Linked DNA regions of Homo sapiens: region 1 is linked to region 2. Evidence: read pairs that join two places in POLR2A ChIA-PET (ENCODE). Cell type or tissue: PC-9. All regions are shown on one strand. Links, peaks and the distances in the headings refer to the core of each region. The heading gives the core; the rest is flanking DNA.

Evidence for each region. Peaks named below come from ENCODE experiments on the same cell type or tissue, not always from the same donor. Only the 100,000 strongest peaks of a DNase experiment are listed, where the experiment ranks them.
Region 1: POLR2A ChIA-PET joins it to region 2 with 13 read pairs; 4 of 35 experiments call an interaction of 5 or more read pairs at or near these places.

Annotation. Positions count from the first base shown.
Region 1 is chr1:208,194,974-208,211,201 of GRCh38, forward strand. It overlaps PLXNA2 (plexin A2), which reads right to left. Exons shown (of 32, transcript NM_025179.4): 3 at 15,307-15,489. It overlaps LOC105372884 (a long non-coding RNA gene), which reads left to right and starts at 11,817. Exons shown (of 5, transcript XR_001738428.3): 1 at 11,817-13,676; 2 at 14,577-14,695. RefSeq lists an enhancer at 3,033-3,538 and a silencer at 6,351-6,645. In PC-9, for the core only: no CTCF peak of the experiment used is centred there; DNase peaks (open chromatin) are centred at 6,468 and 8,628; H3K4me3 peaks cover 558 bases; H3K27ac peaks cover 3,634 bases.
Region 2 is chr1:208,040,383-208,056,610 of GRCh38, forward strand. PLXNA2 (plexin A2) reads right to left here. Exons shown (of 32, transcript NM_025179.4): 14 at 14,039-14,156; 15 at 11,945-12,081; 16 at 10,874-11,041; 17 at 10,627-10,720; 18 at 5,496-5,735; 19 at 4,685-4,828; 20 at 4,126-4,360; 21 at 2,679-2,821; 22 at 1,716-1,984. Among named protein-coding and RNA genes, the nearest start is that of LINC02767, 90 kb to the left of the region's middle. In PC-9, for the core only: no CTCF peak of the experiment used is centred there; DNase peaks (open chromatin) are centred at 6,249 and 8,769; H3K27ac peaks cover 1,537 bases.

The DNA of each region.
Region 1 (16,228 bases), core at 5,430-13,429, 150 kb after region 2:
CACGCTGAAGTTTTAATAAGCCAGAAGTAGTGGTGATGGATTGGTAAGACTCGAGCTTGACAATAAGGGAGCAGAAGAGCATTAGAGAGTGGAGCAGGAAGAGGTAGGGGTGGGTGTCACAAGAAGAGTGAGTGGGAGAAGGCAGAGAAACTTCCAAGAAGTTGCTCCAAGATCTAGAAGCATCCGTGGGAGATGAGTGGCATGTAGTAATCTAGGTAGCAGCATGAGCTAGCAGGAGAAAATGATGCCAAAGCTCACCTTCTCCTTCTGATTGGAAAGTTGACAGGTTCTGATCACAGTTAAGGGATGCATGGCTTCACTAGGGAAGACAGGCATGAGGGAGAGTGGTAAGATTTCCCTCTAGCTTTTGTGGAGATCCGGGAGGGTGGCAACCACTTTGGCCCCAATCTCTTGACTCTCCTGTGAGTAGGGTAGACCCACAGACCCACCAGGCACTGTGCTTGTACAAGACTCCACCAAGCTTATCCCACCCCCTACTTTTTGCACCTCCATGGCCTTGGCTGCATTTACTGCCAGTGGCTGTGGTTTATCTCCCATTGTTTATGGCCTGGGACAGGCTGCCTACAAATAGCTCCCCAAAGAGTGGGGAGATTCAGGCATCTGCCATTCTGTGAAGCTTTTTCCAGAAATGAAAAGGATAGTCATAAAATGTTTTTTGGGGGGGGGGGTTAGGGGTGGGCAACATGCATCATAAAAAGCGTAATGGACTAATGCTAATACACAGACTGGCTGCAGCCCAGGGGTGTCTGCTGAGCTCAGACATAAATACTGGGGAGGCATCAAGGAGACAGATTTTTTATTTCTTTGATTTGATGGTGGGGGGAGGTTGGGCATATTTTTTCCTTCATTTCTCTGTCTATGACCATTCCTCTGGGGATACCACCAATCCGTCTGAGACTTACATTACCCAACATTTTACAGCTTCAAGAGGGGCAGCCATTAGACTACGGGAAAGACTGAAGGTACAAGGGAGGTGGGGGGTACATTATATGGCCTCATGGGGGAGTCTAGTTTTGGGGTTTGGTTGTGCCATACAAGACCTTGCTAGTGACAAGATAACTGAAGGGGGCGAGTATAGTTATGTTGGGCTTATGACAGAATGCACCTACGAGTAACCATGAACTTGCCCAACATCAGGCACATTTCCAATACTGAAGAAACTGATTAATGTTTTCTATTTAGTAGGAGCCAAAACAGCACCAACACCAACAATCACCCAACAGGAATCCCATCCCTGCCCAGCTTCAGGAATGAAAAGTAAAATACCTGTTTGGTAATTAATAAAAAGTTCACGTACTTGAGGACTCAACCAAACACACTGTTTCCTAGGGTTTTATGTTAAAAAACAAAAAACAAAAAAAAAACCATGTTCTCTGCTAATATTGACCATTAGCCAATTACTTTCTAGCCACACACTTGCCTTTAAGCATGCACTTACACAGAGTGGGTAAATGTACAGTGTATTTGTGGGGCAGACAACAGAAGTGAATGCAAATCCTGTGTTCAAGTAGCCTTGGTTTTGGGTGGTGCTGAGATGCTCTTGCTCCTTTCTCCCTTTCATGGAGGTGCTGAACACCTGTGAGTTTGTGGTAGGGTCCTGAGAATTGAATTGGAGAATGGACTCAGTCCACCTAAGACCCTGGGTTAACTGAGAAGAAAGAGAAACAGTAGAAACCATGGCAGTGGGGGCAAGAAGCTCCTGTTCACCCTTGTAGCGGGTGGGGAGAAAAAGACTGAAGGCATTTGGAATTCAGATTCCATTGCACCATTTGCTTTGGAGAAATTAATTTTATGTGTGTTGTCCCTGAGAATGGGTGGAAAATAATGTGGTATTCAGAAGAATGGGTGGCAAGGGCGGGGGTAGATGTTGGAAAAGAAAGCTATCTCTTTTGTCCTCTGTATCTGGGTATATGTGAGGTGAAAGAAAAAGGGGAAGGCAGGGAATCTTATTAGGTGTACTAGACCTGTGCTAAGAGATTTAGATGCTTATTGAACCTTATTATAATCCTTCTGAAGAAGGTATTATTATGACCTTTTTAAAGACAAGAACTCTCAACTCTGAATTGCTGAGAAGTTAAATAACTTGGCCAAGGTCACGTACTTAGTAAATAGTAGAGTTAGGACTTGAACTCAAACCATTGTCTTATCTCAATGATATAAAACAATGAAAGAAAAAAATCAATCAGTGATGGTTTAGAAGAAAAATTATTTTCAGTCTGAAGATCAAAAGAGCAGGGACTAGTGCATCCCTTGTGCCAACTGGTATAAATTATTATTCTAAGTGATAAAGGGAGGTCACCACATGTGCCATTGTTGGAAAAGGGTTAGATAACCCTTGTGCATGACGACACGTGATTACTCAGGCTGAGGGTGAATGGGGCACTGACAGTCACCGAAGCTGAACTGGGGGCTAATTGCCGGAAGAGACCGGGTTTCCCCGTGACTAAATATGCTGCAAATTTACCTGGAAAAGAATCTCAACATGAAAGAGAGCTAACCCTTGTGTGTGAAATTAACGGGTTGTCTGTGGCCCAGGGAGCTCTCTGGATGGGGACCCTTGGAATCAGTTGTCAGTAGGGGTCTTGCCCAATCATCCACCTAGAAATGAGGCCCAACTGGGCCCATCAGTAGGAGTTTGGCTCAGCCTCTTTCAAATAAGCTTAGGGTATGAGGAAAATTCCTCTTCCCTTAGTTGGCTAGTGTCTTAGCCTAAACTGACTCCCATTAGGTTAGACATAAAGCAGAACTTCCTGGCTACGAGCTGTCTGAAGCTTGACCATGAGCGACCAACATTGGCTCTGGCATATCCTTTCCTAAAGACTTTAAAGAGCAGCAGAGACACCTAATTGCTGCCCACAGCACTGGGTAGGAGAGAACCCTTCCTCCAGCCTCACCTTTGCTTGCTGGTATTTCAGTAAAAGGCCCAATACAAATATAGAATGTATAATTTTCACATCATTCTTGGCAAATCCCAGGTGCGCCCCATTAGCAGAGTTCCAAGGATGCCATTTTCTATCAAGAAAAAGACACGCCACATCGGAGTGCTTAGCTCAGGGCCCTATTAATAGCAATCCTAATTATATGGCTGCAAATTTAATTCATAGCAATGATTAGTGTCAGAATCAAAGGCATCAGGCATCAATATTGATGGAATTGCATAAGCCCCATAAACAGAGAACAAGCATTTGGGCCCATCCCCCCAGCAGTGGTCGGCTGTTAACTATTGCCTTAATGTCTCTTCCAATTTTGCCAGATCAAAATGACTCCATTTCTCAGTGTGCTCCTCCTCCCCACTGAAACCTTTGCCTGGCCAGCTCTGAATGGGTATGACTGGCACACAAAAGATCCCAGACAATGTCTTTGAAGAAGAGCCCGGGGGCTCCGAGGGATGCATGGGTGATGGGCCCTGGCCCCACGCTTTACCCAGCAGCTTTTGGCCTTGTCAGCAACACTCCTTTGTCTCTCCTTCAGAAAGCTCACAGCAAACAATGATGCCTGGAGAAAGGGGAGTCAGCTGGGGACTGTGTGTGGCACAAAAGGCTGCCACCCCGCGCATTGTGACCCAGGCCGAGAGGGATGGGAAGGTGGAGGAGGAGGCCTGAGGAGAGGGACACAAGGAAGACAGCGTGTGCCGAGGTGACAGCTGCCATGTCCCGAGTTTCCAGGGCACCTTCACTCAAAAGGGTGCAAAGAGGTAGCCCTTCCCCTCTTCTCTCGTGCATCTTCTTGCAGCTCTCCATCAGGCAAGTGGTAGTCTACACGTGGACATATGGAAGCGTAGAGAAGTTCAATTGAATGCTAAAAAGCTAGTGGTTAAAAGCACAGGTCTGGAGTCAGAGAGCTCTGGATTCAAATCCCAGCTCTCCAATTAGTAGCATTGAGACTCTGCCAAGTTACTTAGTTTTGTTGAGCCTCAGCTTGTTATATGTAAAATGGAAACAAGACTAATGATTTTTACAATTTGCAAGGGTTGATGAGGCTTAACTGAAACAAAACAAAACACTTAGCCCAGGGCTTAGCATATAGTAAGTGCTGAATTTATAGTGGATCTTTTAGGCCTATCCCCATTCAAAAATGTGGCATTCCTAGAGAGAAGACTAACGTGTAAGACTTGAGGGTCCCAATTCAGTGTTCTTCTGATTTGTCAGAACTTCTTAGCCCTGAGGCCAGAAGTGAAGTAGGCCTCCCTGCTGGGCAGGTTCTGGTAAGATCCCTGAGATGTGTGGACTGAGGGCTCAGGGATCCTGGTCACCCTAGATCAAGGTTGTATGGTCAGGCCTGGTACAAGAAGCTCAGCTGGATTCTTGCTCCAGGGAAAAAAATCCCTAGATCAATTTTAAGTTCGGCATAGGAAATGCCTGCATGCTAGAGAGGCCGAGGTCAGTCTGATGTTTTGTGCAGAAAGAATGTTCTTTAGGCCGGGCGCAGTGGCTCACGCCTGTAATCCCAGCACTTTGGGGGGCCAAGGTGGGTGGATCACAAGGTCAGGAGATCGAGACCATCCTGGCCAACATGTTGAAACCCCGTCTCTACTAAAAATACAAAAATTAACTGGGCGTGGTGGCATGAGCCTGTAATCCCAGCTACTTGGGAAGCTGAGGCAGGAGAATCGCTTGAACTAGGGAGTTGGAGGTTGCAGTGAGCTGAGATCACGCCACTGCACTCCAGCCTGGTGACAAAGTGAGACTCTGTCTCAAAAAAAAAAAGAAAAAAAAAAGTCCTTTAAAATGATATAGGGAAGGGCCCCAAAATTGGAATTCAAAAACCTGGGTTCCAGTCTTGCCTCCGTGGGTAAGAACCTGGGTGAGTTTCAGCAGATCACTCCACCTTTCTAGGCCTCAGCTAACTCATTCATAAAATAGAACAATACGCATCTTACTTGTCCAAAGTCAGTAGACCAGATCAGTTTTCTGAGGTCCCCTCCAGCTACTAAATCTATGATACACATTTAAGGGAACACTCTTGATCTTGCTTGATAGCGTCAATCTTATCCCCTGGGGGCCTTAACCCCAATTCCCCAGCCTCTTCCCCTCAATTGTCAAGCGTGGGAATTCCAGATTTGTTATTAAAGCCTGTTGATGCCATTTCTCCTTCCAGATTAGCTGGGGGACACTCAGCCTTTGCCATAGAAACCATAACACAGGGTAGGATGGGGATGGCTGATTGGGACAACCCAACGGCACCAGCTCCTGAACTTCTTTCCCACCTTGGAGCCTAGAAACCTTTCTGGAGGCTGAGGCCAGGAGAAGAATAGAACCACAGGAAGAGACTCAGAAGGCCAGAGCTCCAGATTCATTTTCACCACATTCATCTCCATGTATTTCCTGCCTCCCTGGACAGAGAGGCACATGCTAGCAAGAAGGAAAGAGACATTAAAGTAGCCATAAGCTCTTAGCTTGATCATCTTGGGCTACACAAGTGACTTAGGTATATGCTGGGCCCATCTCCACCCTGAAGTATTTGTCGTTCTGGTTCCAATTTCCACATCTTCCCTTGATTTACAACTTGACCCCAAGTAAGTCCATAATCTCTGAATTTCAGAATCACCATCTGCAACAGAGCAGTGAAATATCCCAATCCTTCTTTTTTTTTTTTTTTTTTTTTTTCTTTTTTTGGAGACAGAGTCTTGCTCTGTCGCCTAGGCTGGTGTGCAGTGGTACAATCTTGGCTCCCTGCAACCTCCGCCTCCCGGCTTCAAGCGATTCTCCTGCCTCCTGCCTCAGCCTCCTTAGTAGCTGGGATTGCAGGCATCCGCCACCAGGCCCAGCTAATTTTTTTTTTTTGTATTTTTAGTAGAGACGGAGTTTCGCCATGTTGGCCAGGCTGGTCTTGAACTCTTGACCTCAGGCAATCTGCCTGCCTCGGCCTCCCAAAGTGCTGGGATTACAGGCGTGAACAACCGCGCCTGGCCTCCAATCCTTCTTGATCATCTGAAAATTATATGGGACTAATGAACTAATAGAATCAAAGAGAATTTGGGACTGTGGCAGAAAAACATGGTAATAGTACAGGAGTGGTAGTAGTAATACTAGTAGGAGGAGTCACTCTAGCAGCAACAGAGGTGGTAGGCAGCAATGACTGCCATTTATTAAGCATCTCCTATGTCAAGATCTGTGTTAGACATTATATATCCTCCATGTCTGATACGCATAGCAATCTTGCCAGGCAGGCATGGGTGGTCCAGATGAATAAACTGAGGTCCCCTCAGATCACATAATTCATCGAAGGCAGAGTTGTGCAGCACAGGATACTGTGGTTGGTGTGGAGACATGCAAAGGGGGAGAATGGGCCTGTTTTAGTTAATTCTGCGAAGCTACAACAGGGCAACTGACACTTCCTTCAGCCCCACCCTGGGGAGGGGGTCAGTACATATTGTTTGGTGATATGAGACTGGGAAACCTCTCACTGGTGACTAATGCAACTGGATGCCAAAGTCCAGCAGGATTAGATTAGTTCGGCTCAGCTGGTCCCGTCTTCTAAGTATTTTTTTCCCATGACTCAGGGCTGGGAGTAGGGGACAGGATTCTCTTCCTCCGTCTGACCTTGCAAACATGTCACTGAAAAGGAGCCTGATCTGACAGCATCACTACCCCAGGGAGCCAGGGAAGAAGTGGGGTTTTGGGGAAGCCTCAAAGATATCAGTAATAATAGAAAGCACTTGCATGCCAAGCACCATATTAAGCACTTTTTACACATGATTTTATTTAATCCTTACAACAAATATGCAAAGTGCTTATTACTACCCCACTCCACAGGAAAAAAAAAATCGAAGTTCACAAGTTAAGTCACAATTGTAGTAATATTTAAATGCACATATGCCCATGTGCCCAAGCTCTGCACTCCATCCCTTCCATGAATTATTTCTTTATGATCTATTTTTTCCTTAGCACTTATCACCCACTAAACATAATATATATTGTGATTACTTACTTTGTTTGTCTGACTTCCCACATTCAGATAATTTCCATCAGGGCAAGAATTTTTTTTTTTTTTTTTCTTTTTGAGATGGAGTCTCTCTGTGTCCCCCAGCTTGGAATGCAGTGGTGCAATCTCAGCTCACTGCAACCTCTGCCTCCTAGGTTCAAGCAATTCCCCCACCTTGGCCTCCTGAGTAGCTGGGATTACAGGCACAATGCCGCCATGCCCGGCTAATTTTTGTATTTTTAGTAGAGATGGGGTTTCATCATGTTGGCCAGGCTGGTCTCGAACTCCTGACCTCAGGTGATCAGCCCGCCTCGGCCTCCTAAAGTGCTGGGATTACAGGTGTGAGCCACCATACCTGGCCAGGGCAGCCATTTTTGACAGTTTTATTTTCTACTGCTTTATACCAAGCTCCTGGCACACAGTACATATTCAATAAATATCAGTTCAATAATGAATTATGTCATTTAATCCTTACTGTAATCTTATGATGCCGGTACCAGAACTGTCCTCATTTTACATTGAGGAAATTAAAGCTCAGAGGTCACACAGCTAGTAGGATGGAGTCAGGACTGGATCTCTCCAAAGCCCCTATACTCTTTGTTATGCAAATTGGTCCCTACCCGAAGGCAGGAGAGTGGACCAGGTGGTCTTTGTAAGTCCCTTCCGACTCAGAGATCCAGGTCCATGTACAAAATCCACAGACAGGCAAGGCTTAATGGTGTAAAAGGGTCTGTATTTTCCTAAAGATAAGACCTCTGTAAACACCAGCACCTTGGCCTCTTGAAAATTTTGCATAGCCTATTTAGGTCACCTGTATTCTGTGAGCTTGAATCATTACGCCCATCCCACCCATCCATAAAACACAGTTCTCTGTGTTTCACCTGCTTGGCAATAAAGCCCCGAGCTGCAGGAGCTCAACCTTAAGACTGCAAAACAGCCAGCTGAATACACAGCCTGAGGCCTCATACAAGAATTGTCCAAGATTGAAGTATATTAGAAACTACACAAAAAGTACAAAAAATAAATGAGTCTTTAGTTTCTCCCCTTTCAGAATGACTCTGGGAGATCAGGACCTCCTTCCCTGGGGTCTGCTGGGGATCTGGACAGAGCCGACATCTCCTGTCTACACCTGCCATGGTCAAGCAAGGAGATGTGCTGGCCAGAGTGTGTGTGTCAAGACGGGTGGGAGTGGGACATTCTGTAAATATGCCCCTTTCTTGTGCCAACCAAATGCAGCCTTTCCCAGCTTTCAGAAGACCAGTTCTGGGGACCCAAGAGGCCTATAGAACAACAAAACAAACAGCGAGCTTGGCGGCGGGAGCCCGGGCAGGGAGCCAAACTCATTACTAGGGATGTGGTGGTGAGCTCCCTGAACCACCACCCCACCCCTTCCATGCAGGCTCTGGGGAAGGGGAGAGGGTCTCTACTCCCCACCACCCCAGTGTCCAGCATTGCTGAGACGCCTGGGCGAGTTAGGGTATCAGATGGGCGGTCTCAGGTCCCAGGAGAGCCACTAAGTCTCTTAGATGTGGACCTGCAGCTCCGGCTGTTTACTCAATCAAGGGTTCATACTGAGAGACAAGTGAATCATTTCCACTCAGAGGAATGAGTGGCTATTGTTTGGTGGGGCTGGCACAGAGAGAAAGGCATGTTTCTCAGCTTTTCATCCAACTTGGCCTTCCATCCGCCAAGGCAACTCCACCCCACGAGAGGAGCCAAGTAACAGGTTAGTGTGTTTGGGGAGAAAGTCTAAATGCCAATGTCAATATTGGCATTGGAGGGTGGGGGTGAGCATATAACCTTGGGCAAGACATTTAGTATAGCTACAGCTCAGTTTCCTACATCTGTAAAATGGGGTAAAGATGCAGGGGCGATCAGCACCCTCAGTTGAAGTATTTGAGGAAGATGAAAAGAACCACGGAAACGTATCTTGTAAACAGTCAGTGTTATCAAATAACTGAGTAATAACCCCAGGGCTGAGGAGAGTTAATACTTTGGTGCTCCTGATGGATTCTTTCCAATGCCTAAGCTGCTACTGCAAGAAGCTCACAGTTTTCCTGGCTTTGCTTAGTAAATCGTTTGTGCGATTACAAAGAGAAGAATAGAATTGGGACGTCAGGGCTTCCTGTGGGCTGGGGACTGGAGACCTTGGGTTGGTATGTCCCTTAGGGAAAGGCAGAAAGAATTTTCCTTTAAGAATTTCACAGGCATTTCAGCAGCCACCATTAGCTAATGGGAAAGAAGGTAGTGCCAGAATAGGCCGGGGCCCTCCCCAGAGCTTGGAAAGTCTCTGAGGATTTGCAAAAACATCCCAAGAGTCATACAGAGACTGGTGGGGGAAGCAGTGGTTCCCTGGGCATTCTTTCCTGCTTCCCCTGTTATACACAAGCCTGCATCTGATCCAGGTGAAGCAGATGGCTGTCTGTACTATTCTGGGGCCCTCCAGGCAACAGTGTAAATGCTGTCCCCTTCCTCCAGCCAACATTTCTGAGATTACCACCCCACCCTCTTCCAGATGTTGTTAACCAGAAAACAAACTCCTTTCCTGTTACCCACCAGAAGTTGTCCTGTTTCCTTGACTCCTCATGCCACTGCCACGCCAACCCTCCTCCTCCCCTCACTGACCTACCCAACACATCATACCTTCCTTCCTTCGCAACCAACCACATCAACAGGAGTCACCGTTGGTGTCTGATTCTATTTCAATTCGTACAAATAGATGTCTGGCATAGAATAGGCACCCAATACATTTGAGATCACTTTCATGAGCACCTAATGTGTATCTGGCAGTGGGGATGGCGTGATGAATGTGAAAAGGAAGGCCCCTGCCCTCAAAGATCTGTGAATCTCAAGGGAGGTAGACACCTTAACAGCTGCTCCCTTGCCAGATGCTGTGGGGTCTAGGAGGGTGCCATGCATAGTGGTTGAAGGGACAGAATAAAGGACATGTCACAATGCTTGAGCAGCAGAAGAGGTTTCTGGTGGGGATGGAAAAGAGAGCCAGCAGCATCTGCTGCTGTTTAAGGTCCCTGGGACTAAGAGGCTAGAGAGCCTCGGCAAAACACTACCCCCCAGCTTCTGTGAGGAGCCCTGCAGGGATGTGAAACCTGGGTTGAGGCGGCAGTTTAGCAGCTGCAAATGGAAGGAAGAAACCAAAGGAACTTCACCCTAACCCAAGATAGTCCTTCCTTCCATTGTCCTGGCATCTTTCACTTGCTCAGCTTGACTTCTTCCCTCTTTTGCCCCATGGCATGAGCTTGATTTGCCTCCTGTCTCCGCCCTGAAACCTGGAAAATCATGTAAAATGAGTTTCCAGTTCCTGTTGCCACTCTTCCTCCATCTCCATCTGCTTTGGTGTTTGCACTTAATCTCTATCATCTGGACTCCCACTGCCTATTCTTAACCAGGAGGGATGCTGTCATGAGGAACTGGACCCAGACCCCAGGATAACCTGCTTTTCCCTCCCCTACATCTGGCCCTAGGCCTGCCTGTCCTCATCATCCAGGCCATGCCTTGCCCTGTCTGTGCCAAGCCCCTCCTACCTGACCCTGAGGGGCTTTCTGCTACACTAAGGGCAGGCTCAAAACCAGCCTCATTCCAAAGCCCACACCCAGGGGACCTTGGTCTTCCCTTTTCTGCTCCTCTTCTCTGCCTCAGCCTGTCCTCCTTCATCGCACGCTTTGCTGACAGAGCCAGAGAAACAGTGGCAGTATCATTGAGAAGATCTGAGATTTGATGCAGGAATCCCCTTGACAGCACCCTGGTTGGTGACCATCCAGTCTCTGCTTGCATATTTCCACTGACTAGGACCTCATTCCTTCCTGGGTCAGCTCTCACCATCACGGGACAGTCTGGCTGTAAAAAACGTCTTCCTTATATGAAGGGGAAAGCTGCATTGCTGTAACGCCTACCCAGTGGCCCTGTTCTGCCCTCTGGGGCCACACTGAATAAGCCTAATTCATCTTCCATAGCTTAATGGATAAGCCAGCAGATTGTAAAACCAGGTAATCACATTTCAAGTCCTAGCTCTGCCATTTTATTTGCTGTGTGACTTTATTATTATTTTTTAACCTTTCTTGACCTCCATTTCCTCATCTTTAAAATGGAGGTGATAATAGCACCTACCTCATAGAGTTATATAAAGAGTAAATGAGTTAACAGATATAAAGCTCTTCAATAGCATGTGACACATAATAAGTGCTCAGTAAATTATGTTATGTAAAGACAGCTGTTCTATGTCCTGCTTTATTCACTTTTTCCCTTCACATAGCATGATTCCCACATCGATCCAGCTCTTGTTTATCTGGCACTTGAGTTTGCTTAACACCCTCTTGCGATGTTATCTCCAAGGTAAAGTGGAGTCACTGTGTCTCGTGACATAGAAGCTGTTCTTCTATTATCATGATGAAGACTAACTTTGTTGAAGCAATATATCACAGAGTTGGCTCATGTCAACCTCACGGTTCGCTAAAATCCCAAGATCCTTTTCACTTGATCTCCTTAGGGCTTAAAGCCTCACAGGGCTCTCCCTCCCCTCTTACCTGTCCAAGTCTTCTGAGCTTCTCTGAATGTTGGACCTTCATTGCATATGCTTTGTACCTTCTCAGTGTGGCACCCAAGGTCTAGAATGCCCTTCTCTCCCCCAACTCATCAGTTCATCAGTTCTTCTGTCTCATCTAGTCTATAAGCAGACCCTGGTAATCTTCCTTTTCAGTAAAGCTTTGCAGATTGATCACACTATAGTTGCTGTTTTGTTTGAATTCTTCCACCCTTATGGTGAATCTTTGCATGTCTTCTTATCACCTGCAATGCACTGACCCTTAGCTTATGCAGCATTGCACATATAGGTTTTTTTTTTTTTTTTTTTTTTGAGACAGACTCTTGCCCTGTCGCCCAGGCTAGTGGCGCGATCTGGGCTCACTGCAACCTCCACCTCCCAGGTTCAAGCAATTCTCCTGCCTCAGCCTCCTGAGTAGCTGGGATTACAGGTGCATGCCACCATGCCCTGCTGATTTTTGTATTTTTAGTACCGACAGGGTTTCACCATGTTGGTCAGGCTGGTCTCAAACTCTTGTTTTTGTTTTGCTTTGTTTTGTTTTGCTTTTGAGATGGAGTCTCACTCTGTTGCTCAGGCTGGAGTGCAGTAGCATGATCTTGGCTCACTGCAACCTCCACCTCCTGGGTTCAAGCGATTCTCCCACCTCAGCCTCCCAAGTGGCTGGGACTACAGGCATGTGCCACCACGCCTAGCTAATTTTTGTATTTTTAGTAGAGACGGGGTTTCACCATGTTGGCCGGGCTGGTCTTGAACTCCTGACCTCAGGTGATCCACCTGCCTCGGCCTCCCAAAGTGCTGGGATTATAGGCATGAGCCACCGTGCCCGGCCTCACATACAGGTTTTGGGGACTTAACCTTATTCTGTCTGTTCCTTCCACATGTTTGCAGCTCAGAAGGCAGTGGTCTTGTCTAGGGTGCTCTCTATGCATCTTGCAGAAAGCAGTGTATAAGCAGCTATGTGGACACAGCACATAAGAGCGCCCTGTGGTCCTATCACTTCTAGCAAGTCTCTGCTTCCTCTAAACTTACATACACAGGGACATCCTGTTCCTACAGACCACAGTAGATGAGGGCTGGACAGCCTGACAGACGCCGGGAGAAGTGAGTAGTTCTGACGCACCCGGCTTCCCTTCCCTTTCCAAACTCTTAGCTATTTTTTTTCTTTATTTTCCTTCCTGTGTTGAAAGAGCTATGGGGCCTGGACCATAGTAGGGTTTCCTGGGGACATTCCATAAATTCTTCATGGGTTATTTCTCTGGAGAGGGGTGGGAGCAAGTAAGCTGGTAGATGGGAGGCCAGCAGGGGCCTGGGTATGAATGTCAAGTACCTCAAAGCAGCGTGGGTGGGAAGGAAGGGTGAGCTGCACAGAGGAGGAAGGAGGGGTGTCATGAGCTCATAGAAACCGCCAAAGAAAGGCCAAGCAAAGAGTGAGAAGAAGCAGCCAAATCACAGGTCAGAACAAGCTGTGGGTAACCACGCCCCCAGCTTTGCCCTTGAACCTGCTGACTGGTCTCCACAGTAACTTGTCCGTCAGGGTTTCAATAAGGCCAGGAGAACTTGGCCAACTCAGGTGTGTGACTTGGATAGATGCCAAGCAGCCCCTAGTGTGTGCTGTGCACGATGCATGGAGATATGGGGAAAGTCAACTCAAGGTCCCTTTGTATCTGGTTGGGTCCCTTTTCCTTTATTCACTTCTCATCCATCCATCCATTCAGCAAACACTGATTCCTTAATTCACATCTAGATCTGAAGAGAGTGAAAGCACTGGCCCCTAGCTGACCTCTGTAGCAAGCCTGGACCTGAAGATCATTCTCAGTCTCCCTCCCTGGGCTCTAGAGCTACTTCTTTAAGTAAAAATGGTGCCAAATTGGGTGTCAAGGCAAGAAGCAACTTGTCCTAGATCTCTATGCTTGGGCAAGTCAATTTTCTTCTCTGGACCTCAGTTTCCCTGTCAAATAATGAGAGTATTGGGCCAGGCAATCTCTAAGGTTCCTTAAAGAATGGTTCTATTTTTCAAAGCAGTTTTGAAGCCTATCCCATGAGTGAACACTCGGTGACAGGATTAAAGGGGAAGAAGGGAACAGTCCAAAAAGCATGACCCCTGCCTTTCACAGAACTTTCAAGAGAATCAAGGAGACAGAATGACACACATGACCTGGAGCAGTGACTGAAGGTAGGGGAAAGGTGCTCACGCTAGCCTGTGTGGTTTCTGCTGGCCCTTAGAGAGCCTGTGTGCCATTTAGGAAAAGGTGGTCCCTATGGGTAGATGACTTAGTAAGAGAAGTCCCATGAGCAGATGTTTATACCACAGGGTACATGATGTGACAGGGAGAGCTCAGGCTGGATTTCAACTCCCACTAGGCCCGTTAACACAATCCTCCTAGGCCAGGCACAATTTGCTCAACTGGATATGGTGACCCTGGCTGAGCAGGGAAGTAGCCGGCCTCAGGGTTCCAAGCTGAATTGCTTCTTGGTAGAAGCCACTTTTAAATCTTAGCAGAATTTCACACAGCAACTCCTTCCCTTCCCATTTTGGAAAAGCAAATGCAAGGACCACATTCTTTCTCTCTTCCATGTGCCGAAAAGCCAAGCTAGGGTCCCTAGTCCCAGGCAGAGTGGAGGGCACAGAAGAGGAACATGTAGGAACCTCTACAGCAAGTGAGGAAATGGTTAAATATCTTTGGTATCATGAGAACCAGAAGAAGCCTGGAGGGTTTAGCACTGCTAGGTGAACCCAGACCAGTTCTTCTCACCTCCCCTGGCAGTAATTCAGAACAAGCAGAACATAGAAATTCTTCCTTGGGCTCACTCCAGGTTACCCTCCTTCCACATTTCCAAACAACATCCCTCCCAAGGCTCTAAATGGATTAGGAGGAAAGAGCTCCAGGGTGATGTCAACATCAAAGGGTGAGATGCAGTGAGGTCTTGCATGTTCCTTGATCCACAGGTGCTGGGACCAGGGAAAGGTGGCAGGAGGGTAAGCTTGGGAAAAGGGATTAGCTGAGACCGGAAAGAATGTGGCTGCTCTAATCCCACATAATGAACCAGATTGTGCGCCCTCTCTGCACCCTAGGCACTAGACAAGCTGGTACAAGCTGTTGGCTTCAGCCTGCTGCACAAGAGGCCTCCCATGCTGCCATCCCCAGACAGCCTGTGCCCTCCAGCTGGCAGAAGTACCCTGGGAGGCGCAAGGTAAAATGTCTACTTCCACCTGGCAGCTTACATCTGGGTGGGGAGCTGGGAAGGGAAGAGTCTGTGATTGCAGGAAGAGGAAAGACTGGAGAATGGTGTTTTCTTCAGGCATCATATACCATCAGAGAGCAGCACCCACCGTTTACCCCAGGTCTTAGAATTGGGACCAGTAATCTGCTTCAACCAACTTCTCTGAATTCAACAAAGACCAGTATAATCAAGTTTACAGGTTCTAGGGAGGGATTTGCGATTTTGGAGATTTATAATGCACATAATCAAAAACTTAGTTTTGCTTGATTTGGGAATGAAGAGCAATTTTTTTTTTTTTTTTTTTTTGCTTTTGCAGATGTACCTTCTTAAAGTTTTTTCTTAAAGTTTGGGAAATATTGAAATACGCTTGCATTCCTTACATACCCAATGACTGATGGCTGGAGGAAGTAGCTAGAAGCTAAGTCACAAAATTAACCCCTTCTTACCTCCCCATTTCACCTTTGTTCCCCAAGAAAATAAAGTTGCCTATAGTTAAATCTCCACCAATAGCTACCTTCCAAGAGGGACTCTTTGCTGAGGAGGTGAATGGCATTGGAGCATCTGAACTCATAGACTCTTACCTTTTTCAGCTTGCCACTCTTAGTCCCCACAAAAACCACGCTGTAGCCGTTGTAAACGTAGGAGGCCACAGAGGTCATGCGGTCCCTGCTGGTGGTGTACAGGGTCAGGCCCTCCACTGGAGTTGAGCCTCCCAGGGGCTGGTTGATGTCCAGTCCACAGAAGTTATCATCGATGGGGACAGGCTGGAGGGAAGCGGAAGGAATTGGGGTGAGTAACAGTGGAGGCATGGTGAAGTCTCTACACGACCCATATCCACAACTTCCAGCCTTAGGACACCAGGCCTCAGAGAGGCAGACATGGGAGTTCAGGGGCCCTAATACAAGCTGCAGACAAAAACTTCTCACCAGCTCACCCACAAATTCCATGTTGGTTCTTATGAAGCCAGATGAAAGAACAGGCAGCAACCTTCCACTCAGCTGGCGTCACCTGTATCTACCTTTCTGCCAGGAGAACCAGGATCAATTTGTAAAGCTAAGTGCCTGAACTCATTTTCTATTTATTTTAATGTTCCTCAGGACCATGGCATTCTGTGGGATCTTTCTATTTCAGACAAGAGTTCCTTCAGTGGATAATCAGTCTAAAGGCAACATTACAGGATTTCTACCAGCCCAGAAAGGGTTTCTTGTTTGTTTCTTGGGCTGTAGGGTCTCCCTTTGGGTGCAAGAAATTTTAGGCCATTCAACTATCCAGTTGTTTAATATTTACCAGCACGTCACTGGAGCCAACCATGGGAATTCTAGCTCCCTACTATCTTTCCATACTGGAAAGAGATCAGAAGTGTCATAATGATATCGAACAGTACCTTATACTTTGGAAAAGTTAATCTACCTATGCCTCAGTTTCTTCCTTTGGAATAATACCTGCCCACCTTTCTGATAGAATTGTGAAGGAACAAATGAAATAATGCATGCAAAAGATTTG
Region 2 (16,228 bases), core at 5,298-13,297:
AAGAACCGGTTCTCCCAACTCACTTCTGGCCTCAGGGTGATAACTAGAGAGTTTCCCAGTCCCTCTGGGCTTTCTTGCATGTGTGAGTACCCTGTTTTGCCTATCTGGAAGGTGCCTGGTCCCTTCCCCTCCAAAAACACTCAAGGTTAGACTTCCTTGGGTTCAAATCCTGATTCTGCCATACGTTGGCTGTGTGACCTTGGGCAAGTCATTTAACCTCTCTGGTTTCAGTATTCCTATCACTAAATGGAGACAGTCATAATAACATCCAACCCCAGTGGTTGTTGTCAGGGTTGAATGAGTTAATATTTGTAAAGTGCTAAGAAAAGTGCCTGGCACCTGCTAAGCACTATCCATTAGCTGTCATTATTGCTGTCATGTGGGGTCTTGGATCCCAGCCCTCAGGTAGAGAGCAGTGCTTAAGTGTTTTGCCAACAGGGGATTTGCTCATGCAAGGGCTGGCCCCCCTCCCCTTCCCATCCCAGGGCTACAGATCTGGGGATTTGGGAAGGAACAAAGCGGCTGTGACAGACCCTCAGTGAAGGGGATGCCGGAGGGGTATTTTAACTCCCTGCACGTGGTGCAAATTATATCCTCTGGTTGCAGTAAATCCCAGGCATTTGCCAGGGCTGCTCAGCAATCTGGGCCTGGGAGAGAGTGACAATGGCAGAAAAAATTGTAGCTTTCTCCCGTGGCTCCTCCCAGCACCCTCTCCCTGCATTGTGCTTGAGATTAGCTCTAATTTAAATACAACAGTTCTTAATGAGAGTTTCTAATGCTCAGATTGGCAGGATGGGGGCTCAGTACTCATAAAGCAAAGCCATTCTTCCTCCCTCCTCACCCCACGTGGGGCCTGGAAGCCTGAGACCTTGCTAGAGGAAGGCTAAAGAGGAGGGGTGGTGAACGGAGGTGCAGCCCTCCAGCCCCTGCTGCCCAGAGGACTCCAAAGCTGTGCCCGGCTCCCCACGGCCTCTAGAGAGGGTGGGCTCAGGGGATACTGAGGTCTCCAACCCTCTCCCCTGCCAGGAAAAATGCAGTGGGCATGTGTAGTGGATGCTGTGATTCAGATCCAGGAAGCTGAGCTCAGAAGGCACGGCCTTCTAGGCTGTCCAAATCCCTAGCTCAGTGCTGCGCAATAGAACCTTCTGCGATAATGGGAATGTTCTCTATCTGTGCGGTCCCGTATGGTGGCCACTAGCTGCAATGTGGCAACCAAGCACTTAGAAAGCGGCTAGGTGCTAGGGCAATGGAGGAGCTGGATTTTACATTCTATTTCATTTTAATTTGTAGCAGCTACCTGTGGCTAGGGGCCGCTGTGCCGGACAGCACAGCTCTAGAGGCACCGGGAGGAAGAGACTGTGAGATAGGAATTATTTTTCTCATTTTGTCTAGGAGGAAACTAAACAACAGAGTGGTTACAACACTGGCCAGAAATCACAGAGCTAGCAGGAGGCAGAGCTGGGACTCCAGCTGAGATCCGAGCAAGGGTCTGAGCTCATCCATCACACCTGGGTGACTTCAGACTCTGTAGTCTCCCTGGGCTGAGGGAAAGTCAGATTCTGCCCTGCAGAGACGTGAGGACACAGGCTGCTCTGAATGGGTGCCCCTTCTGGGGAGTGGGCCTTCTCATGCTGCTTGTGGGGCCTGCTATAATGAGGTGCTCTGTCCAGGTTCAGACTCCTGCCACCCTCTCCACCCACTGCTGCGGGCCAGACCTCCGGAGTAGCAGCTTGGGGTGGTTCTTGTTCTCCAGGTTCTTATCGATGAGGTCAGAGAGCAGCTGCTTGAGGACATCAGTGGCATATTCCAGGCGGCCCTGCAGGCCGGTCATGATGAGCGAAGCCACGTTGCCCCGGTCGCGCATGGAGAAACTGCGCTGCAGCTCCAGGGTGCGGATGAAGGTCAGCAGGAACACCTTGTTGTTGATGAGCTGGGCAAAGAGCTTCAGGGCCTTCTCCACGTGCTGCTGCCCGTTTCCTTGTACCTGGGGTGGGGTGTGGTGGAGGCGACGCCCTCAGAGGACAGGCATCGGGCCTCCTACCTGAGGGTCTCACTGAGGGCCTGCTGGCGATGACACTAGCTGTAGGACCCTATGTTTGAGGCCTATAACCAACCCCACCCCATTCCACTCACCCGTGATGATGTAGGAACAGCTGGCTCTAAGGTCGACAGTCTGCTCTGACCTTGCACTGGGCCGGGGAGGCTGGGCTCCATGCGGAGCTCTCAGAGGGGAGGCTGCCTGATTTTCCCAAGGATAGAATAGGAGATGCCCCCTCAAACTTCTTCAGTTTACTAGTCTCCCCTTAATCTCCTCTGCCTGATTTATTATCTTTAGTAAAACAAACCAACAAATGAACAAACAAACCTCATAGAATCCTGTGTCTTTCTTTAAGCCATCTTAAATCCATTTTAGAATGAGGCAGGATCTTAGTTAATTAGTTCAGTCATTAATTAAAAAATGACAAACAATGAGCTTTACCCTGGAACCATCCCAAGGAGCCTGGGTGCCCCCTCAGCCGTAACCTTCCTGATAGCTCTGTTGCTGAGATGCTGTTACAAACTACTGACCCCTCTTCCCTGCTAACCTTACTCAGTACTGCTGAGTCTCATCTGGATTTCCTAGGATACCCTGGGCCTGCATCCCTGCTGGGTGGCTGGGCCCAGGAGGCAGGCATTACCTCCAGCTCCCGCAGGACGGGGTGGTCCTCGATGCCCGGGAACAGGACTCGCATAGCGTAGGTACGATAGTCCAGGTAAGGGATTCCTGAGCGGTCCAGGTCACTGGTCAACTCATTGATATCCGTCTGGAGCTCAGCAAAAGCTATGAGAATAAGCAGACGGAGAGGCTCGTGGGGAAGCCCCAGTCGGGGGAGGAGAAAGAGGGAGAAGAAGTTTGCAAAGGACGAGGGGAGGACCTTTTGTAGAGACTCTGAGGATTACGGGAGTGTGTCTCCAGAGGGCGGGGCTACTCCCAGCTGTTTTTAGGTGGTGGGGAAATGGGTGATTTTTATGTTATTTTCTCCTCTATACTTATCTATAATTTCAAATTTTCTCTTTACATATTACAAGTGTAGTTTCAACAAGGAAAAAAAAGTATCATGATTGGGCCGTTTAGTAAAGATCACGGAGATGCTGGAGGCAGGTGAGAGACCATGGCTGAGGGGGTCCAGCAAAGACCAGAACAGGCAAAGTGCTGCCCTTTTCTAATCAAGGTAATAAATCAAGATGCAAAAGCCTAGGGGAGGTCTGGTCATGAGACGCTCAGCTGAGAGCCGAGTTTGGGAAGGCAAGGGCTTCAGAAGCCTCACCTTGGTGGTGGCACACCTGTCTTCCTGGCTCCTTCCTCTGCCAAACTCACCAGCCCTGTTGCCAGGAGGAACCTTGGCTCCACATGTCCTATTTCCCAGCCCAGCTCTTCCCTGTCATCCAGCAGAGGGCTTGTTTCTGATCTTGACATTTGCAGCAAAAGGAGAAATGTTTTCATTCCTAATTGAGCTGTTTACCCAGAGAGCCTGCCAGGTCCTCAGCCTGAGAGGACGCCAGGTACACTCGTCACCTCGAGGCTGTGGTTGCGTGGGACATGGGAGAAAACACAATCTGCACTCCCACACACGTCCACAGCCAAGGACACCAGCAAGTGGCGGCCTTCAGAGCGCTCAGCCTGCAGCACTGATGGAAAACAAACCCTGGGGGAGATGAGGCAGGTGCTTGTCTGCCTTTGCTGCCGCTGCTCCCACGTGCTGCGAAGACAGTGTGCAGAAAAACAAGAGCTGGACACTCCCATGGGGGATCTAGAGTCTGGGGCTGTGGAGCCTGGGGACTCTGACTGTGGGGACATTGAGGCCCTGAGAGGGAGAAAGTGTTTGCCAGATTGTGGGATGGGTCAGGGCAAAGAAGGGACTAGAACAATGCAATTGGACCTGGGTCCTCATGCAGTGGGCATTCTTCATTGGACATCTCTGACCCTATAAGCAAAAGAAGTTCTGGGAAAACAGGGGTGAAAGTGGAATGCAGAGGCATGGCTGGCAGCGATGGGAGTAAAGATAGGAGTTGTCTGCAGGGAGAAGGGCAATAAGGCAGGTGGAGAAAGAGGGACCCAGCAAATGAGGGTGTGCTTCCACTAACCTTCCTTGCACTCCAAGGCCACACGGGACTCCAGATTGTCCATCTGCATTTGCAGCCGCTTGAGAGTGAGGTCATTTTCTCGAGACTTGCGCTTGTAGGCAATGAGGACGATGATGACGATGATGAGGAGGAGGCTGCCGCCGGCCGCGATGCTGACGATGGCTGGCAGGGTCAGCAAGCTGTCTGAGATGACACTCACCGAGCCAGGCGAGAACACCATCCCGCCCACGTGAACCTGTGCATTGTACACATACAGACGCACATGGATGCACACAGGTGTAGAGCCCGGGCATGCCAGCAGATCCTTACAGTGCGAGGAAGGACATGACAGACCACAACCACACAGTGCAGCTCTAGATAAAAAGCAATTTCCTGCCTCGGCATCTGCCTTTCTTTTCTTGTGTTCTCAGCTTATACCCAATTTGATGTAGGACCCAGAGATGAGGAGATATGGAGGGGGTGAGTCAGGCAACGAGACAGAAGAGAGCCTTTCCTTAGGACAGATCACACATGCACCACGAGGCGGGAAGGAGGCATTACAGACGCAGGGCTCACTCACCATGACCTTGTGCTGCCCGGTGAGGTTGGGAGGCTCGCAGAGAAGCTGGGTCTCAGATACGGTGACAGCACAAGGGGTCTCTCCGATGAGCACAGTGTAGTTGAGTTTGGCCCCTCCAGAGGCAGGAGGGCAGAGGTTTTTGCCCTGTAGAGAATAGCAGTCTTTATAGGCATAATTGACACATGCACGCACAAGTTAATTGCCTACTTAAAAAGAGATTAAGGAGACGGGGAAGGGCAGCAGTGCAAAAACCAGGAAATGACTCCTTGGCAAGTTTTTGTGGAGGGGACTTCTAACAGCCATGATCTAGAGAGAAAGAGAGAAAACAGACGCAGGAGAGAATGAAAATGAAGAAGAGAGTGGGAAAAATGCAGAGGAGACAAAACACTAAACAAGAGAAAATTTTGGGGGAGGATGCATGGGATTTCACGAAAGTAGTGGGGCAACAAATCACTTGGATGGACAGTGCCAGGGACTGTGACCTCTGGAAATGTGTGTGTGGGCTCCTGTGGCCACAGAGTGGACAGAAAAGGAAACAGTTACTCCCAACTCACTGCAGTACCTCTGGTTCCCAAAGCTCACAAGAACTAACAGAAATATTCTAAAGTATTTCTTAAGAAGCCTGGGTGCAAGCTATATCGCCTGATGGGTCGATATCTACCCATGAGCTCCTTCTGTAGGAAGGAGACAGCTTTGCAAGTTCAATTGCATAGAAAGGAGAGCCAGAAAGAAAGAAAGTCAGGCCAGGAGCGAGGGGCGCCCTCTGGCATTGCTGCCCCTGGTGGCACTGCCCTCTGGCGGGCACTCCTACCTTCAGAATGATGGGCGATCCTGGCTTTTGATCCAAGACTCCAGTAGGGCTAAGCAGTTCAAAGGTCGGGTTGGGGTAGTAGATAAACTTGGTGTCGTTGTAAATTAGCAAGGATTGGACATTGTTAAAGACAAATCCAAACTCATCTGGGCGTTCCACAGTGTCCAGGCCAGGGCGGTAGTCCGTGGTCAGAGAGGGTGCCAGGCAGGTGAGGGTGGTTGTGTTCACAACTTTACACACCTAAGAGATCCAGAGCGCAGCATTCACACACGGAGTGCCTGGCACAGAGCCCAGGGGCCCACAGCCGCTCTCCCACCCTCTCTCTGCTTTTGTGCCTCGTCACTGGGTTTACTTGCTTGTCTCCATTCCATGGGAAAGCCCTCCAGGAAAGGGCAGTGAAATTTTGGGGGAGTGGGGGGCATTTTAGCTTCTTCATTAATTCATTCACCAACGCTATTTGGGCATCTAGTTTCTAGTTTGTGCTGGCACTGTGCTAGGAGGTGGGGCTATAGAGCGGCAGACACAGTCTGGAGGGAAGACAAAGAAGCATTACAATCTAGTCCTGGAAGAGGGCCTGGGGCATGGGGGGCACACAGCACTGTTGGATGCATGCAGAGATGTGAAAAATAAATGCCCTGGTAGGGAAGTACCAGCTACTCTAGGAGTGTCTGTGTGTGTGCATGAGTGTGTGTGTGTGTGTGTATGTGTGTGTGCATGGCCTGAAGCAGGGTAGGAGTGACTCATGGAAGTTTTCCCATGGAAGAAATGAATGAAATTTAATCTGAAGAATGAGTAGGACTTACCTAGATAAGGAGAGGGAGGGGGAAGGGAACAAGTTCCAAGCAGAGGGAACAGCACCAAAAGGCCTGGGGACAAGGGAGCATGGGATGTTTGAGAAAAAAGTAGGACAGAACAGCATAGTGTGTGTGTGTGTGTGTGTGTGTGTGTGTGTGTGTGTGTGTGTGTAGAGTGTGGAGCAGGAAGTGGTACGAGATGAGCACTTTGCTCAGTATGTAGTAGGTGTTCAGTTAATGTTGATTGAATACTGATGAAAAATAGGATTCTGCAACTCTCTAAATGTTTTTTGTTTTTTTGTTTTTTGAGATGGAGTCTTGTTCTGTTGCCCAGGCTGGAGTGCAGTGGTGCGATCTCAGCTCACTGCAGCCTCCGCCTCCCGGGTTCCAGTGATTCTCCTGCCTCAGCTTCCTGAGTAGTTGGGATTACAGGCACGTGCCACCACGCCCAGCTAATTTTTGTATTTTTAGTAGAGACAGGGTTTCACCATGTTTGCCAGGCTGGTCCTGAACTCCTAACCTCAGGTGATCCGCCCGCTTCGGCCTCCCAAAGTGCTAGGATTACAGGCCTGAGCCACTGGGCCCAGCCTTCTTCAAATGTTTTATGTAGGACCTCTCTCTCTTCTCTAACCAAGTGTCCCCTAACCCTGCACTGGGACAGAAGCTTGGTTTTGACACAGAGTTCATGATATCTTTTTTCTCTTGGAGGTCTCTGGTGCCAACTAAAATCCTGGCTGGGCTGGTCCAGTCCCTCCTTAGCATGAGCTGTGCCATTCTCTCCTGTGGAGGTTTAGTTCTGGGGCTGCCCAAGACAGCAGCCAGACTGCAGAAACCACTAAAGGGCCCACGTGGGGCTTGGGAAGAAAAACCCAGACTCCTACTCCCTCTCTGCCTGGCTCCCACCCAGCACAGCTCAGTTTCAGCTTTGGGAGCAGTGGGGTCCCGGCAACAGCCAGGGCATCTCTGAGAACTCAGACTGCTCAAGTACACACTGTCCTGGCAGGTCCACACATGTTATGCGTCTGGCCAACATACACACACACGAGCTTCATGTTCAGAAAACAAGACTGTGTGTGAAATTGCAAAAAAAGCTGACACTTGCATAGAGATTATGTCAGAGCTTCAAGTCCAAGTCTTAACCCTTCCTTTCCAAAGGGAATTTAAGAGTTTAAACAAAGCGGCTCACTGCGGCCTTTATGCTGTAGTGGGAGGGAGTACACATTCCTGCCCTTTTTGTGGTGCAATTCAGCAGCCCCTTATGAACCTAATGCCCCTTTCATGTTCCAGCAGGGTACAATGAGGCATGGGGAGGTTGAGGGGTGTGGTGAAATGGGTACAGCTGAGCCAGGGGGTCCCAATTCCTGGGTTCTGCAAGAAGACACCGAGCCTTGGTGAGCCTCACCCCAACATCTTCCTCTCTGCTGGTCCCAGTCTAGCTTCCCTAGACCAGGCTCCTCTATGAATAAGCAAATCACTCCCAAGCAAGAGGCCTCTGGACGCTGCCTGCCCCGTGCTGCGTCGGCACTTTTGTTTGCCAAACATTCCTCTGGGTTTGGCGGCTTCACTCTGGCCCTCCTAGCTATCCACTGGGGCAGCTTCAAAACCCAAAGATGAGGGGTAGGCCCAGGTGTGCTGAGGATGAGCTGGGGCCCAACCAGGCAGGGCTTCAGGGGCAAAGTGCCTCTCTCCTACCATTCCTGAAAGCAGAAGCACAGGGCAGGGGTTCTGAGCCTCCCATTCTGGAGCCAGCTGATGGAAATCTACATTCCTGCATCCTTCCCTCTGGGTCTGCCAGCCTGTAGATACCAGGCAGGTCACCACTGAAACTGAGGGCCCCCAGCTCCCCAGAGGGCAGAACTGCTTCTTAAGTCCTTGGAACATTGAGATCATGGTGCATGGGGCTGGAGGAAGCGCTGAGAACATTCCTGCCCAGTACTGTAAATGAGTCCTGGTGAGGGAGCAGGGGGCTTGGGACCTGAGTCTTTGGCCACAGGTGTCAGGTGTGGGGAAGGGGAGGGGCTTCCCAGCCCAGGCTTCTCTTCAATGGCTTCCTGAGGACTAAGGCTGAAGCCTTTGGAGGTCACGTACTCACTCTCCAGAATTTTCTCTGGACTGTATTAATTACGTCTTTTATTTTCTGTATGCTGATGCTTTGACATCTGGGGCCTTGCTGACTGGGGAGGGAATGTCCCTCCCAGGGCAAAATCCTAGAGATAGCAAATAACTTGCCTGTGAGCGTGCCTTTCATATGCACGAACCAATCCAGACCCCACAGCTCAACTGCCCCTTTCCACACTATCCTCATGCCCTCATCATTCTGGGACCAGGCACCAAACATCTAGGGACAGCCCTGGGCCCCAGAGCCTGCTAAAATGACTCAAACTAGCTGATCCTAAACTTGCTTACCCTGCTATGCCTGTTCCTTCCTGCAGAAACCACATAAAGACTCTTGCCACGGTTTCTCCCTCCGCCTCCAGGCAGACCAACCCTGGTGCTTCCCCCTGTGACCCCTGGGGCATGGACTTCCCTCTTCTCTTGGGATTTGATCTATGAGTAGAACAAGTTATACTCTGGCCTTGCCATACCTGAATAACAATAAAACCTATATTTTAAAACATGTACCTAATTTGCTTGCTTTTTTTTTTTTTTTAAATCCTTCCTGGGTGTGAACTTACCATTCTTGTTCCCATACCTCACCCTAGACTCTGGAGTTACCTGGGAGTTTCTGGGGACCCTGAGCTTCAGTCTGGAAATGGAGTGGGGGCCTAGGCTCTTTTACCCATGGATCAAGTTCTACACCTGGCAGAAGGAGGCATGCGCTCACCTAGCCCAAAAAGGAGTGACCATGGTGGATACTGAAGGTGTGGTACAAGTGCTCCCCAACATCTCCAGCAGGATGGTAATGTCAAGCCCACCAGCATTTCATGTGGCCTAGTTACGAAGAGTCTGGATGTTTGGGATCCACCTTGGCCCTTCCACCAGTCACCTGTATGATTGGGGGCAAGTCATTTAACCTTTCTGGACTTAGTTTCCTCTGCTACACAATGAAGGGGTTGCATCAGATGATCCCTGAGACCTTTCTATATCTAACCTTCTAACACTCTGTCATTTTGTGTATCTCTGTGTTTCTTATGGAAGCCTCAAGTACCCTGGAAATGTGTCAGGGGTAAGAGGGGAGACATAACACCATCTTCTCCATCTCCATCTTAGTCTAGTCAAGCCCCTGAAGGTCAAAGCAGTAATGATAGTAATTTCTATGAAAAATAATGGCCATAGTAGCATCTGCTATAATATAATTACAAATACAATCATGTTTCAAAAAATATTGGCTGAAAGAGTGAGATGGAGCCTAGAAAAATGATAAAAAATTGACAACATATCAGACATTCTATCCCTACGATACAGACAACTTTTTAAAAATTATAAAAATTACATGGCTATGCATGGAAGACTAATATAAAATGTCCAAACTTATCATCTTAGCAACCTAGGTGGAGTTATCTGATGCAGTGACTAGCATTTATCAACTGCCAACCTTATGCCAGCCACGGGCTGGCAGGTTATGAAGCTGAGGCAGGTCTGCTTGTCACCATTCATAGCTGAGAGGTGGAGGATCCGGAGGTTAAATGACTTGACCATGCTTGTACAGCTAATAGATGGCAGAACCCTGCTTCCTCTCCAGACATGTCTGAATCTGGAGCCAGAATTTCTCCAACCACTTCCAATATGGGTTTTCACTGGACCTCAAAGTCAACCTGTCATAAAACAGGAGTCCTTTTGTGCTGTATCATAAACTCAGAAGCCAGTACTTTGATACACTCACTATATCACCTTCTGACAAGAAATTGTACTGTCATTATAATATAAAAATCATTGTAGGGCTGAATATGGTGGCCCATGCCTATAATCCCAGCACTTTGGGAGGCCAAGGCGGGAGGATCACTTGAGCCCAGGAGTTTGAGACCAGCCTGGGCAAAAGAGAGAGACCTCATCTCTAAAATAATAATAATAATAAACTAGCCAAGCATGCGCCTGTGGTCCTAGCTACTCAGGAGGTTGAGGCGGGAGGATCTCTTGAGCCCGGGAGGTCAAGGCTGCAGTGAGCTGTGGTTGCACCACTGCACTCCAGCCTAGGTGACAGGGTGAGGCCATGTCTTAAAAAAAAAAAAATTATAAGGTTTAGGTATTTGGACCATGATTCCAGGCTCAGAGTCTTAAGCCAGTTTTCCTCTCCAGTATTCAGAGGCTCCAGTGCCTAACCCAGAGCTCATCCCATTGCAAAACATCAACACAGAGCTGTGTTTACCAAAGGCTGGGGCAGACCAACAGTTACTCACATTGACAGATTCTTTGCCATTGAATTTGACTCGGATCCTTGGCTCCTGAATGACATCCAGGTTGAAGCCTGTGATGGTCAGGGGTGTGTGGCCACTGAAAACAGGCAGAGGCTCGGTTAGGTAAAAAACCCCCTCAAATCTGGCATGGTGAACCTCCACCTTAGGGATCCCTCTCATGAGCCAGACTTGGGCTGCAGGGATCATGCTGGGTGGCTTCCAGGTGCATCCCTCCCACCTTCCACCTCACCTGGCAATGCTCCACTCTGGCTCGATGCGCTGGACCCGAGGGTCATCTATGTACTCAAACTGCAGGTTGCTATCCACATGGGCTCGGTCGACACTCACAGAAACAGGGACCGGGCCAAGGCCATTGGATGATGGGGGTGAGACACACACGATCTCACTCATTGACCTCCTGACAGGGAGACAGCAGGAGGGTTGAGAAGAAAGGCATGGGCAACAAGAGGTGCCCACTGGCTTGACAAGGGGCTTTCCTTGGTCTGCGGGTAAGGCCACAGAAGTGTTCTCTCATCCTTTTATATTCTACAACAATGGAACACATCCCGCATCAGTATAGATCAGTGCCCCAGTGGATTAGGGAGGCAGCAAATTGGAGACGGGGGTTTGAAAATGAGGGGCAGGGATAGGGTTTCATGGGCTTCGGGGAAACTCCTTTTTTCTGGATTTTTCTAGAATGTAACTATTTAGTCAGTGCTTAGAATCTGGTCAGGCAGTCAACAAATATTCACTGAGCACCTACTGTACATAGCAGTGAATGCACAGTCCTTGCCCTTGTGGAATTTACGGTCCAAGGAGATTATCAGGTAGATAATCCTGGGCAAACTGGGTTCTCATCCATGGATTCTTTCCAAATTCTCTACATCTTCAGGGCTAGGGGAGTGCTGGCAAATGGTAGGTGTTCAATTTTTTATGTACAGAGGATTCCCTAAGCATAAGTCTGTGCTTTCTAAGAACTGAGGCTATGCAATCTCCGTGTTTTTCAAGTCACCATAGTGAGGACTCAATGAATGCTTGATCCTAGTGGTGACTGGGGAGCTCCTAGGAGCCTCCTCCATCTGGTGTTCTCATGGCCCTCACTTCTCATTATTTTTAGAAGTATCCAGCCCCTTTGATATACGGGATATAAACTGACAAGTGGCATATATTTCTCACAGTGACCGGTATGGTATTTGGGTCTAGGTGTAGCAAATAACATGGAGGTGATGGGGCAGGCCTATGAATGAACATGCACAGTAACATGTGAACAGCACATGTCCCAGATGTGCAGTCTTCTGGTGGCCCTTCAAGTTTATCTCACCCGTAGAACTCGCAGGTCTGGTTGCCCAGGTAGACTGCCACGCTGCTCCCAGCCCCAAGGTAATGGCCGGTAATGGTCACCATAGTGCCTCCTGACTCGGGACCTCGGATTGGGTTGAGTGACAGCACAGAAGGGTTCTTTGGAAAGAAGCAGAGAAATGACTACAGCTTAGGTTTTCTCCAAAAGGATGGACCATGGTTAGATCTAAGGATGGGAGAGATTGTTTTCATTCTGGGCGTGGTGGTACTTGTCCTGTCCTTTTCAATCCTAAATGCTCTCTCTGCTTACCCCAGAGGTGAGACTCTTTCTAAGAATCATCTCTGGGCATGTCCGGGAAGGCAGAAGAGTCATGTGGGGTGAAATTAATTAACTCCCCAGAGTCTCATGCTCATAACAATGAAGGGAAAGCAGAGGTGACACTGACTAATCTATCAATTCGTTTACAAATTGAGAACAATTTGAAAATGCTTCTCTATCTAGAGCCTTTACTGATTTTTTGGGCACAAAATCGATAGGGCTGAATAAAGCATCCCTGCCTGGGTTGGGCCACCGAGAGGCTAAAGTCCTCCATTAATGGCCCATGCACATGCCCTTCTGTCCTTCCCTGAGCATAAGAAGGGCACAGCAGGGCACCTGGTGCAGAGAGCTGTCAGTAAATGTTAGGATGGCTTCTCAGACCCTCATCAGGAGGATGGCGCATCACTGGCTGGGGCTTTCTACTAAGCTCACTAAGTAGTAAAATTCAGCCTGAAGCTTAAAAGAATTGCTTAACCTAAAATGCATCAGGTGGCTGACCTGAATCAGAAAAGAATTGCTTCTGCCTGGAGGGCAGTGGAGTGGAGTGAATTGGAAAATGCATTTAACTGAGCAACTATACAGGCATGAATTCTAGTTTGCATCAGCCATTCATCCGCTGTGTGTCCTGAGGCAAGTTCTGAGATCATTCTTTACCCCTCTGTCAAGTGAGGAGGGTGGGCTAGGTTATCTCTAAAGCCCCTCTCCGCTCTGACTTGCTCCAGATTGTCAGAGTACTGACATTCTCCCCAGCTAGTTCTCCTGTGTTTGCTTCTCACACAAATGCCCACTGCCCCTGCCCTGGGTAAGAGATGGAGTAGGTTGGCTGCAGATAGGGCAAGGTACTGTCCAGTCTGAGAGAGGAGAGTATAAGAAAAAGGTGGAGATGCCAAGATAAGAAGGCAGAGGCTAGAAAACCTGAAACAATCAGCAAAATGCTTTACAGAAAATAGAATTTTGTGCTCCAAAGATTTTTTAAAACTCTCAGCAAGGCTGGTTTGACCCCATCTGCTAGTGTTAATGCCTTTTAATGAAATATTCGATGTAGCAATGTAGGTGTCAGAAGAGAGACTTCGGGGCCGAAGAAGCCAAGTTACTGATTCAGTATGAATATAGCCCTGGGTGGCTCCAGGGCCCCAGAAGCAAGTTATTGATTCAGTATGAATAGAGTGCCATTACAGAAAGAAAGTCTTTGCAATTTGACTACCTGTTGCCTGCGCATAAAGAGATGTTTTCAGGTGTGACTGTGTGAATGTGTGCGTGTAACCACAGTAGCGAGTTACACATACAGAGTGACTCTGGTGGTCCTGTGCAGATACACATCCCTGCCAGATTTCAGTGACTCTTCTAAACTCCCACTTAAAATATCCTTGGCAGAAAACAAAGCATGCGGATAAATATAGACTTATTTAATTAGGTCCCTCAGGCTATGCATCCTCATTAGGCTAGAATTAGACTAAGATATTACACTGGTGGGACAAGAGGCAGTTCCTCCCCGCCCCCAGTCTAGGATCCACTTTCTAAGAAAGGCTGGATTTTGCCTTATTTAGAACTCTGACCTGTGGCCCTCTGGGACTCCCAAGACTCCACAGCTTTGTTTATCACATGCCCATCTCATCCCGGAAAGACAGGCTCTCAAAACAGCAAGACCAGAAGTTGCCTTATCTGGAGGGTCCTTTTCTCCTCCTTGGTCTGCAAGAAGCCTGGTGGTGGAGGGGAGTGGGGGCTTCCTGGGAGGAGTCTGGAGCATGTGTGTCTCCTCCCTGGGCACCTGCACCTGGCCCTGGACCCAGTACTCACCACGAAGGTGTACTGCTGATGGGACTTCGTCATGAACTCTGGCTTACACTCGCCAATACACAGGCGTACTGGCCCGGAGGTGGTTCCCACGAGGGCATGGCCCATCTCACAGACAATCCTGGGGAGAAAGCAAACCTTCTGGTGAGGGACTGGGCAAGGGCTGGCATCGCTGTTCACTTGCTCTCCCAGTCATGGCAAATGACTCATCACAGTCTTGCAATAATGCCAGACCAAGACTCAGCTTGGTCATCCATCTTGCTGTGTGACCTTGGGTACAGTGCTTTCCCTCTCTGGGCTTTGGTCTCATCTGCACAGTGTGAAGGTTGAACCGGATCATCTCTAAAGCCCTGTGTGCCTCTGATATGCTCTGCTGCCTAATTCTGTGGCCATTTCTGTGGTTCCCCATGCCTAGCGCAGTGCCTGGCATTGGGTAGGGACCCAGAATTTATAGAATAAAGGGAATGTCTAACAGAGATCTCGGGGCAGCAATCTAGCTGACGCTCTCTCCTATGTAACAAGCAGACATTGCTACACTCCCTAAAGGAGTGGGTGAGGGCATGTTTGCCAAGCCGATTCAGTTGTGGTTTGCTTCCTGTAGTGAGTTTTAAAAAGGGGAGAGATAATCTGGTGAGATAGTGAGAGCTCAGAGAAGGAGCTCCCTGCAGAACGGGAGGGGTGGAGTCCTGCCGCAGTAGGCAAAGGGGTGGGAGCTGGACAAGTTCATTAGGCCAGCAGGTGACACTGGCCTCTCACTTCATCAAGGGCTGAGCACACCCGGTGGGAGAGACAGTGACACGGCCCTGAGCGAAAGTCACGTCTCACACTAACGGGAGAGCTGGAGGGAAGAAGTGTGCAGCGCTCTCTCTCGAGCAGCCCAGATCAATACCCCTAGTGATGACTTCCCTGGCGCCTGAGAACAGTTACACAAGCACATTTAGATACTGGTTGCCTTAGCCACGGTACCCTTCTAGAAAGGGTGGGCAGCTGAGGATGGGGAGAGATGAAGGCATCAGGGACTTGGGGAAACTCTTGCCTGGAATGGTCGGGCCTGGGCTGGGTGGGAGAGGGCCCTGACAGCTCAGCTAAAAAGAGCTTGGGAATGGAGGGAAGGATTTTTCCTTTCCTCCCAACATCATTTCGGAGATTCAGAGCAGTCTGGTGCTCCTGGTAGGTTTGCTTAGTGGGGAGTCAGAAAAACAGACCCCATCTCCACTAATCCCCAGCATTATCCTGGCACGGTGGGGAAGATCCGTGTTTAACCGAGCGATGCTTATCTCAACAGCTTCTCTAGGAAGGAAGGTAACTAAACAGAGATTTCATTTCGATGTAATAAAACTTGCATTAAACAAATACGCTGCATGCTCACACACATGGCACGCCACTGATCTCCATCTCCTTCATAACAGTTAATCCCAAATAACTACTTTCACTCCTAGCGAATATTTACTTAACATGCAATAACTGTCTTATTACGTTTTAGCATATTAGATTCAACAAGAAAGTACTGAACGCATATGGAAGAATAGTCTCTCTTCCCTTTCTCTATGAATCAATCAATTAATTATAAACCCAAGGAAACATGATAGTGATGATCAATTAATATTTTACACGTAACTGTCTCCTGAAACCCCATTAGGGGAGCATTCGAGAAGCTCAATTTAAGGTACTGTGTGGTTATCTTCATGCTGCTACCTGCGTGTGGTTAACGACTCTCTCATCCTGTTTCCCGGACCCTGGCAACCCGCTGCTGTTTCAGGTCCCTGACATCCTGCAAACGATGCCCACCATGCTCAAGGAGCTCCAGGGGAGAATCAACTAGCTATTGTGGGCAGTGCTGGGGAAGACAAAGGAAGAGAACAGGAGGGAGTAGGTAAGTTTCTCTCCCTCTCTTCTAATGAGGGTGTGCTTGTTACTCAGTCATCACCCTCGGACACTCTGCTGGAGTGATCTTAGAGAAGAAAAGGAGGAAGAAATCATCACAGGCTTGAAGTTAAGGAAAAAAGAAAAAAGAGAACATGTGAAGGTCACGGGCAGCATGGAAATGTTCTTCCCTGGGCCCTGGGTCTGTGTAGGAAAGGAGAAGGCCTGGAACAGCCCTGGTCAGCTGCCCCTGTGTGGAGCTAATGATGGGCCAGGGCCTCTTGGCACACTGTCTCTTCTAGGACATTTTCCTGCTTGGGGCTCATGTTT